2 separate regions of the Homo sapiens genome follow, and region 1 is linked to region 2. A link is an interaction called in ENCODE POLR2A ChIA-PET data of the cell type or tissue named here. Cell type or tissue: MCF 10A. All regions are shown on one strand.

Region 1 (5,000 bases), 150 kb after region 2:
GAACCTTTCTCTGCCTGACCCCAAAGCCCATTTCCCAAATGCCAAACTGCCTGGAGGGCCAGTTTCTGGAGCCAATATGGGGAAAGGAGAGGCAGGCCTTGGCCTACATGAGGAGAAGACAAGACCAAATGAAACAACAGCCCTCTCCTCTCCCCTAAAAAATGACTCCAAGGTTGGAAGGCAAGGGAATTAAAGGGAAGAGACTATGCACCTGGCAAAGAAGAGTTGAGGCCTCCACAACTAAAGTCAGGTGACCTAAGCCTCAAAGCCACCGCATCAGACCTGCTAGATCCTTCCCTCCACCAAGAACACTCGGGCCTGCCAAATGTCAGGTGCTTCTCCCCATTCCACGCCTCGTGGGGCAGAGCAGCTTTGCCCAAACATGAGCAAAATTACCAGCAGCCACACAGTCGACCTCAATAGAATTGTATAAAATTAACTTGCAAAAGACAGCACGCTATAACCAGCTTTGTGTTCCAACCTTTCTATATCCATTTAATTAAAGGCTCCTGTATAATGTGAACCCAATAGTCAGATTCATTAGACAGTGAGAACCTAATTCCACAACTGTTCCACTAATGAAACTGCAGTCTACTTTGGAAGGTAGATCACACAGGGCACTGGTTGCCACTGATGCCTGGGAAACCCACGAGAGCTTGAAGGTGGGTTCATCCAAGTGGCCCCGCCATCAGGATGGATCTTCTGTGTCATAAGCCTGGAGGGAGGGTCCAGGGAACAAGATGGACCAGGGCCCCAGCGGGCAGTGGGGACATGCAGGCCACAGCAGGCTCTGAGGAGGGGTAAAGGCAAGCAGGAGATGGTTGCCTGTATCTGAACGGGCCACTAAGGCGAACTTGCCTACCTGAATGAGCCAGTAAGTGCATTCTCAGCCGCAAACTATCCAGGAACCGCTTCCCGCAGAGCTCGCACCCGTACGTCTTCATCCCACTGTGCAGCTTCCTGTAAGGGAAAGGAAAAGAGAGGTTGCTGCTGCTCTGGCTGGACAAGAGGCAGGGCCATCCCCTACCTGGGGGCTTGGCAGCCATCCCTCTGGCAGGTGACAGGCGGAAGGGAACAGGAGGGCACCGATGGAAACACATCCCTGGATCCTCAGACAGCGTAAATCACGCCCTCTGCCCAGGGACTGCAGCCAGTGAAGCACCCATTCCTGGTCTTGTCCACGGGCTTTACCACTGACACATGGACCAAGAAAAAAAATCAGATCCAATTCCAGAGGGAGGAAGGATGCAACACCCAGGACAGTCAGACAGACATAATGCTCACTGTCAAACTAGCACAGACCTCACAGGAGGCCCACAGCCTCTGCTCACCTCTGTGTAGCACTGCCTTTCCCGGGTGGTGACTGTGAACGAGCCCATGGGACCCAGGAGGGCTACACCTGTATCTTTTCTCTCTCCTACCTCCAACTTCCACTACAGTGACTGACACAAAGGAGGCTCTGAATAAGCCTGTGAATAAATTGATGCCCTTATAGACATAAGATACTTCTCTGGCATCCAGATGTTCTTAGGACTGCAATGACCCACCCCAACATGCACACCTTTCCCCTAAGGCCCAGCTTTAGAAGTGTCTTCCCTCTGTCTTGCCCCAACAGAAAGCAGAGTTTCAAGAAACTGGATAACATCATTCTATAAATGTAGGGTGGTCATAGTCATCTGCAGCTCTTCATACACATGCTCTCATTTTGCCATTACTGTGATTCTGTGAGGTGGGCTAGGCCCATGTTATCACCCCTGGGAAGACCAAGGTCCCAGTAACAACCGGTCACAGGCCCAACCTACAGCAGTGCTCCCATCCCAACTCCCAACCCCCAACCCGGGGCCTCTCCCACCAGACCCCTAGCTCAGTCACGAGCCAGCACGGGAGCTGGTAAGATGCAGGGAACCGGGTGCGCTAGCAGGGAGCCGAGCACTGGGGAGAGGCTCCAAGCTGCCGCCCACCCACACTCCTGTTGTCAGGCCCATACATGCTATTGCCGGATCCAGGATCTGGCCTCCACCTCCGCCCCAGTCTCTGCGCCATCCCTGCAACGTCCCCAGGGGCCTTGGCCCTCAGGACAGGGCAGGCGTGGCAGCCAGAAGCCGGATCTGTGGGCGGTGGGGCAGGCAGAAGGGAAAACAAGGCCCTCTATCTCCATCAAAATGTTGATGTGTTAAGACCATAGTAAAAGGCTGGAGAGCTGGTACTGACAACAGATAAAACTGCAGGTGGGGAGAGGGAGTATTACACACTCAAGCTGGCAGTATCTAGATGGTAGCAAAACCGAGCCACCCACCCTTCCAAGTCCCAGAATGAGAACCCAGCAGTGTGTCAAGACCATGTGGTGGACCCAGGTGAGCCTCCCTAGAGCCACAGTCAATGGGCTCCCACAGCATGAGGACCAGCATATGGTATCCACTGTGTACGGCCTTCTGATAGGGATCACACAAAGTTCTCTCAGCAGAGCTCTTTCTCAATCACATTGTTTTGTTTGCATGCTTTCCCTTTCCCCACTTGCCAAAGACAAATGATTTCTCAATCACAAACATACACACACACACACACCCTTATCTATGACACTGTAGGGGTACCACCCCCCCATGTTCTCTTGCTCCTTGCCATGCTGATCCACCCAAATTGAGAAATATTAACAGTACAGAACATTTTAACTGAACATTCTTAACTCTAAATAGATTTCACAATGTTGGGCACTGGGACATGTCCTAATAGCATTTTGGACAAAGTATCTTTTAAACTACATACCTAGGGGTATGTGAGTGCATGCAAACACACACGATGGTGGAGTATTCCTGTCACTTGCCCGGGCATGATAGATACTTGCTGTTCTAAGAGATGTTCTTCTATAGAGTGGCAAAGGCTCTATTCATAAGGGGTTTGGCAGGTGAACTCGCACACAGTCATGGCAAAATCTGGTGGATGGCAACATAAGGGTTTCAGTTTATTTTCATCCTTTTCTTCACCAGGGGTTTGTTAGCTCCTGGAGTGCCCACTTCTGAAGGGTGGCTGTCAAGAGGAATAGGAGGACGAACACCCATTTGGATTTATTTTCCAAAGGGACACTAGAGTGACCGGTCTTCAGATTTGGGAGCCACCACCAGGCTAAACTCCCCTCTGGGGCTCCCATCTCTTCTCCATGAGGGTTCCAAATCAAATCCCTCACCATGATAAACACTCTTGGTTTGGGTAACACCACTGCCTTTTCTCTAGGTATGAATGGATTTGCTTGGCAGTTGGTGGAAGTGGCTTATCGTGGCCAACTGGATTGGCTTGGTGTGAAAGATGACAGGCACTTGCCCTTTTACTACAGAGGTGGCAGGGTACAAAGAAGAATGCCCAGCCAGCAGCCAGAAGACCTGCATCCTCCCACCTGACTCGGCCATTAACCTTGGACAAGTCATGCTATCACAATCTCTCTGTGTTTGATCACCTATAAAGTGATGAAGATCACATCAAATATTTTGAATAGAGACAAAATTTTATCATTCAAAAGTCTTACCCATATCCTTTTACCTAGCCTACCAGGTGGTCCTCTAAGGGGCACTATTATTCTCCCTGAGCCACGTCCCACTTCTTACGGTGCATTGTGATGTCCTCTGACACTGAGGCAGCCAGGCTAGGATTGCCCAAGCAAACCTCTAGACCCAATCCCAGCAATCTAGTCATTTAAAATCTAATCCAAGTGGCCTGAGTTTCCTCCTTTACTCACTTGCTATTTATCTTTCAGTGAAAGAAACTTCCAGAAGTTACCACCAGCCTGTCCTCGGAATGACTCTGTTGTCATGCATTTCGCTGCCTTCAGAGACCCGGATGTCCTATCCTGTCTAATCCTCAGGGTAAGGTCACTGCCCTGCAACTGACCCACTAACTCAGTGCCCCATACAGGTTACCAGAGATTAATATGGTGTCCATGTGATTTCACATGAAGTACAAGGGCAAAGGTCTTTCCTCACTGGCAGAGAGACCTGGGCAAAGCACATAAAGTTCATTAGAGAAAAAGGGAACAACCTCACAGGCCTGGGAGTTCAACAGAGCCCAGCACTGGTTTGCTCGTATCTTTAATTCTTGTTCATCTACCAAAGGAAGAATGTGGAAAAGTGAAGGCTTCTCCTAATTCAAAGAAAATAATGGTGGAGGATTTCAGTGCATTTGAGGTACCTGGCTACCAGTAGACTCTCCATGGCACAGTCTGCAGAACAGCCAATGTGGAAATAGAATTCCAACCGATTCCTGGAGCAAAAGTGCAAATTTGTGTGAACTCACAGTCTATTCCCTCTTTAGACCACAACCTCCCACCACTACCATCACCACATTATGCAACTGCAAAGCATTTAGATCAAAATGGAAATTCTATCCACCTCCTTCTTCCTTACCACACACTCACATCTTCCCAATCTAGTCCTGTCTTTTCATAAGGTTTAATTGCACGTGGCCATCTGAGATTATCAGCCTCCACTGTGACAGGAAAGGAAGGAAGACATCTGGGGACATTTTTGCACCTTTCTGCACACTGCCTTAGTTGGTGGTAGAGTTTTCACACACTCTTCTCTGAGAAGAAGCTACCTTGCTGAACACCATTTTGAAAGTAACCCAGTTCTAGTACAGCCCACGCATCTCCATCCTATACTCAGTGGAGATTCCATTGCCCCATATGCTTCAGGTCCTCACTCTCCATTCCTGGGGAACAGACTCAAGTTCTCCCCAACTCTTAGTGGCTCATTAGGTAAACTCACCTTGCTTGTAACAGATTTTCACTTATGTCCAAAAAGACAAAGAACACATTAACCTCTAACCAGTTTCTATTGTCTCAAGAAAGCTGAATCATTATGAGAAATTCAAGCTAAACAAATCTGAACCTTTTGACAAGAAACTGAAGAGAAGAATTCATTCCTTCTCACTGGTTTTCAACCAAACAACTCTCACTAGTAAAACGAAGCTAGCAAGATACAAGCTCATCATTTGAACCATTTCTGTGCTATTGT
Region 2 (5,000 bases):
ATGTCAGAAAAAAAGTGGGGCAATATTTAAACAATTTTATGATTTTGTTCATGTGTAAGAGTGACAAAATACATTCTCATATATGCATGGACTTAGAAAACACGTCACTGTATGTTCCTCTTGAAATAAATATTTGAAGATCTATTCAGTTGACAGATGAACCAAAATTAAAGACTCAATATCTAGAAAAATTGTATAAAATGAGCACCAAATATGTCCAAATAATTCTAAATTTGATTACAAACCAAAAGCAAATGTCCAAACTGATCTTGAAAGAAAATATAAAAATAATACTTTAAATTACAATATTTGAACTTTAAAATCTCAGATTTCAATAATAAATACTGGTAAGAGAGATGCCAGGGGACTTTGGTTATCAAAAATTGTTAAATTCCTCAAGTTAGCAGGGAGGAAAACAATTACTAACTTTTTACCCGACTTGATAAGTTAAGAGAATTTGTCTCCAGCAGAACTGCATTATAACTAATACTAAAATAAGTTCTTCAGGTGAAGGAAAATGATGCCAAACAGAAGAACAGATCTTGGGAAAGGAATGAAAAACACTAGAGAAGAAAGATATGTGGGTAAATATAAAAGATCTTAAATATATGCATAATATAGCCTTAGTTAGTTTGGGCTCCTGTAACAGAATACCATAGACTGGGTGGCTCATAAACAACAGAAATTTATTTCCTACAATTCTAAAGGCTGGAAGTCTGAGATTAGGATGCCAGCCTGGTCAGGGTCTGATGAGGACTCTTCTGGGCCACAGACAGCTGACTTCTCATTGTACCTTTATATGGCAGAAGGAGAGCTAGAGAGCTCTATGGGGTTCCTTTTATAAGGGCACTAATCCCATTCATGAAGTCTCCACCTCCATGACCTAATGACCTTTCAAAGCCCCGACCTCTTAATACCATCATAAGGGGGTTAGGATTTCAACACAGAAATTGGGAGGGAGGGATAAAAACATTCAGTCCAAAATTCCTATGTTTAATATATATTGTTATATACATTGTTTAAAACTGTATACTGACTTATGTGACTATACTTAACACTATTCAACTAACACTTAAACATAGTAAAGATGGTAAATTTTATTTTAAAAATCAAAATTAAAAATAAGACAATAAAAATAAATAAAATCACTACTAACTAAAGCAAAACTAATAACAATATATGTATTATAGTGTTATACATAGAAATAAAATACATGACAAGAACATAAGGGCCAGGAAAGTCGGTTAAGGAAATTACACTTTTGGAATATCTTACATCCTTCATGAGACAATAGATATGTCAAGGATGCATATTGCAATTCCTAGAAAAACCACACAAACTCACACAAGACACAGAAGAGGTTAACAGGGGAGATAAAAAATAAATACTAAAAATATGTACACTTATACTAAATGGAATACTAAAAATTACTGCATTCACCAAGGGAAAACAGGAAGAAAGACACAGGTGAACAACAATCAGATGGGACAGATAGAAATCATATACCAAGATGGTAGATTTAAATTCAACCCTGTAATATTAGTAATTACATTAAATGTAAATGGACTAAACAATCCAGTTAGAGGCAGAAATTGTCAGTCTGGATTAAAAAGAGAAAACATAATCTGAAAACAGAAGGGTAGAAAAAGATATGTAGATATATCATGTATATTAGTTATATGTAACTGCAGGATAAATTATCCCCAAAATTTAGCAGCTAAAAATGACAAACACTTATTTCTCTGTTTTTTCTGGTTCAACTGGGGGAAATTTGGTTCCAAGCTCACTCCCCAGGACAAGAGAGTGAGATAGAGACAGAATACCCAATAAAAAGCTGTCATTTTTTAAAAATTGATTTTGTTTTTTACAGCAATATTAGGTTCACCGCAAAATCAAGCAGAAGGCCTACATTGGCATACCATTATCACCCAAAGTCTGTAATCTACGTTAAGATTCACTCTTGGTATTGTACATTCCATGGATTTGGACAAATATATAATGACATGTGTCCACCATTATAGTACTGTACAGAGTAGTCTCACTGCTCTAAAAAATCCTCTATACTCCACCTATTTATCTCTCCCTCCCCGACCCCTAGCAACCACTTATCTTCTTTACTTCTTCCCTAGTTTTGCATTTTCCAGAATGTCATATAGTTGGAATCATACATGTAGCCTTTTAAGATTGGCTTCTTTCAATTAGTAATTGTATTTACATTTCCTCCATGTCTTTTCGTGGCTTGATAGCTCATTTCTTTTTAGCACTGGATATTATTCCATTGTCTAAATGTACCACAGTTTATTTATTCATTCGCTTACTGAAAGACATCTTGGTTGCTTCCAATTTTTGGCAATTATGAATATAGCTACTATAAACATCTGTGTGCAGCTTTTTGTGTAGACATACCACAGCTTTTTGGGTTACATACTGAGGAGTGTAATACATGCAGCTTTCTGGGTTACATACCAAGGAGTGCAACTGCTAGATTGAATAGTTTTGCAAGGAATAGTCGAATTGTCTTCCAAAATGGCTACACCATTTTTAATTCCCACGAACAATAAATAAGAGTTCCTCTTTCCCCACAGCCTCATCAGCATTTGGTGTTGTCAGTCTTCCAGATTCTGGCCTAGATCTAATAGGTGTGTAGTGGTGCTGTAGTCCTTTTAATTTAATATCACAATTGATATCCCATCACTATGCTGCATTCTACCAAACTTGTCAGTACTGAATCACTAAATCCAGTGGATATTCTAGGGAAGGGGATTACACAAAGGTGAAAATACTGACACAAGGATTATTGGGGGCCATCTTAGAGGCTGCCCACCACACCATGCAAAACAGCAAGCATAGGAAGGGTGATGTAGCTATATTAACATCAGAAAAAGTAGACTTCAAGACAAATACATTGCTGGAAATAAAGGGAGATATTTCACAATGGTAAAGTGGTCAGTTCATCAAGAAGACATAACAATCCTAAAAATGTATATAACAGAGCTAAAAACAAGTGTCAAAATGCATATAGCAAATGTTGACAGAACTATAGGGAGCAAAGGATAAATCAACAATCATAGTTTGAGACATTAACACTCTCAGTAATTGACAGAGAAAGTAAACAAAACGTCAGTAAGGATGTAGAAAATTTGAATGATACTATCAACCTGCCTGACTTAATTGATATTTATAGAAACTATATCTACAACTGAACAATATACACTCTTTTCAATGTAGAAAGCACATAGAACGTTTACTGAGATAGACCATATGCAGAGCCACAAAATAAATCTCTGACTACAACAAAATTTAATTTGAAAGCAATAACAATAAGATAGCTAGAAAAATCCCAATACTTTGGAAATTAAGCAACATAATTCTAAATAATTCATGGTCAAAAAAGAAATTACAAAGGAAATGAGACAATATGCTGAATTTGAAAATAATAAAAATACCACATACAAGAATCATGGGATGCAGTTAAAACAGTGCTAAAGGAAATTTGCAGCATTAAATGCCTACATTAGAAAAAGAGATATGTGAAATAAATGATATAAGTTTCCAACTTAAGAAGCTAAAAGAAGAATTAAAAACAAGACATTTTAGAAAGCTAGAAAAAAATAAAGTAAACTAGAAAAGAATTAAAATTAAAATAACTAGAAGAAAGAAAGTGATCAAAAATAAGAGCAGAAAGCAATGAAATAGAAAATGGACAGACAATAGAGAAAAATCAACATAGCCAAAAGTTGGTTTTTGGAAAAGATTAATAAAATGATCAATCTGTAGCAAGGTTGATCAAGACAACAGAAAGAAAACAAGACAAATTACCAATATCAAGAATGAAAGAGGAGAGATCACTACAGATCCTACAGACATAATAAGGTATTAAAAGGATATTGTAAAAAAAAAAAAATGCCAATAAAGTTGACAACCAAGATAAAAAGGACAAACTTCTTGAAAAGTACCACTTACCAAAACAGACAAAAGAACAAACGGAAAATCCAAGTAACCATTAAAGAAATACTGTTTTTAATAAAGTCTTCTCTCGCACAAAAATTTCAGATTCACCTGGCTTCGCTGGTAAATGCTATCAATCATTTAAGAAGGAAATTATACTAATAATACTCAAACTCTTTCAGAAAATAGAAGAGGGGATATCACTCCCAACTCATTTTATGACTCCAGCCAGCATCATGCTGATATCAAAATTTGTGAAGCACACTAGAAGAAAATTATAGCTCAATTATACTTCATGACCAAGTAGTTTATGCCACTTTGGTGTAACATTCAAAATTTTCCAATGTAATTCACATTTTCAGAATACAGGAGGAAAATCATAAGACCATCTTAATAAATGCAAACAAATTTTGACAAAATTCAACATTTGATTAAAATTTCAAAAAAGCTAGGAATGCAGAACTTAGTCTGATAAATAATATCTATGAAAAACCAATAGTTAATATACTTAATGATAAATCATTGAACATTTTTTATCCTAGAATATGGAATAAGGCACAGAGGTCTGCTGTCATCATTTCTATTCAATATTGTATTGAAAGTTTTTGCCAACATAATAAGGGCAGAAAAATAAATAAAAAGCATAAAGTTGGAATAGAAGAACAAAACCTATTTTTATTTGCAGATACTATAATTGCAAACATTCATCTTTTTATGCAGCTTGCAAAGAAGTCTGTGGGGTCTCAGCAATATGCATAGCAGCAGAGAAATGTTGCTCCAGGAGTGAATGGTCAGTTGGGGAACAGACTGGATATTGTCAGACAATCAGCAGAAGATGGAAGTGCATAAGGATATGAGAAAGACAGTGAATTGCAGGCGTGGCTACCTCTGGCTAATAGGCTATTGCCAATTTCTCGTGTTGGAAGAAATTAAAATTTACATGAACAAATGAGATTCATTTGCATAAATTTACATGTAGATGTGGTAGTGTAAGATCTTGACCATTAGTTGTAAGTATACAAAGTCTACTTTCATGGATGGTGATTAATAAA

The links. ChIA-PET counts read pairs that join two places held together with the same protein. Peaks named below come from ENCODE experiments on the same cell type or tissue, not always from the same donor. Only the 100,000 strongest peaks of a DNase experiment are listed, where the experiment ranks them.
Region 1: POLR2A ChIA-PET joins it to region 2 with 11 read pairs; 2 of 35 experiments call an interaction of 5 or more read pairs at or near these places.

The regions. Positions count from the first base shown.
Region 1 is chr11:114,152,297-114,157,296 of GRCh38, reverse strand. It overlaps ZBTB16 (zinc finger and BTB domain containing 16), which reads right to left. Exons shown (of 7, transcript NM_006006.6): 3 at 863-960. Among named protein-coding and RNA genes, the nearest start is that of ZBTB16, 95 kb to the right of the region's middle. In MCF 10A, no CTCF peak of the experiment used is centred here; a DNase peak (open chromatin) is centred at 2,566.
Region 2 is chr11:114,298,699-114,303,698 of GRCh38, reverse strand. All of the region lies in intron 2 of NNMT (nicotinamide N-methyltransferase), which reads right to left. Among named protein-coding and RNA genes, the nearest start is that of NNMT, 4.8 kb to the right of the region's middle. In MCF 10A, no CTCF peak of the experiment used is centred here; a DNase peak (open chromatin) is centred at 4,808.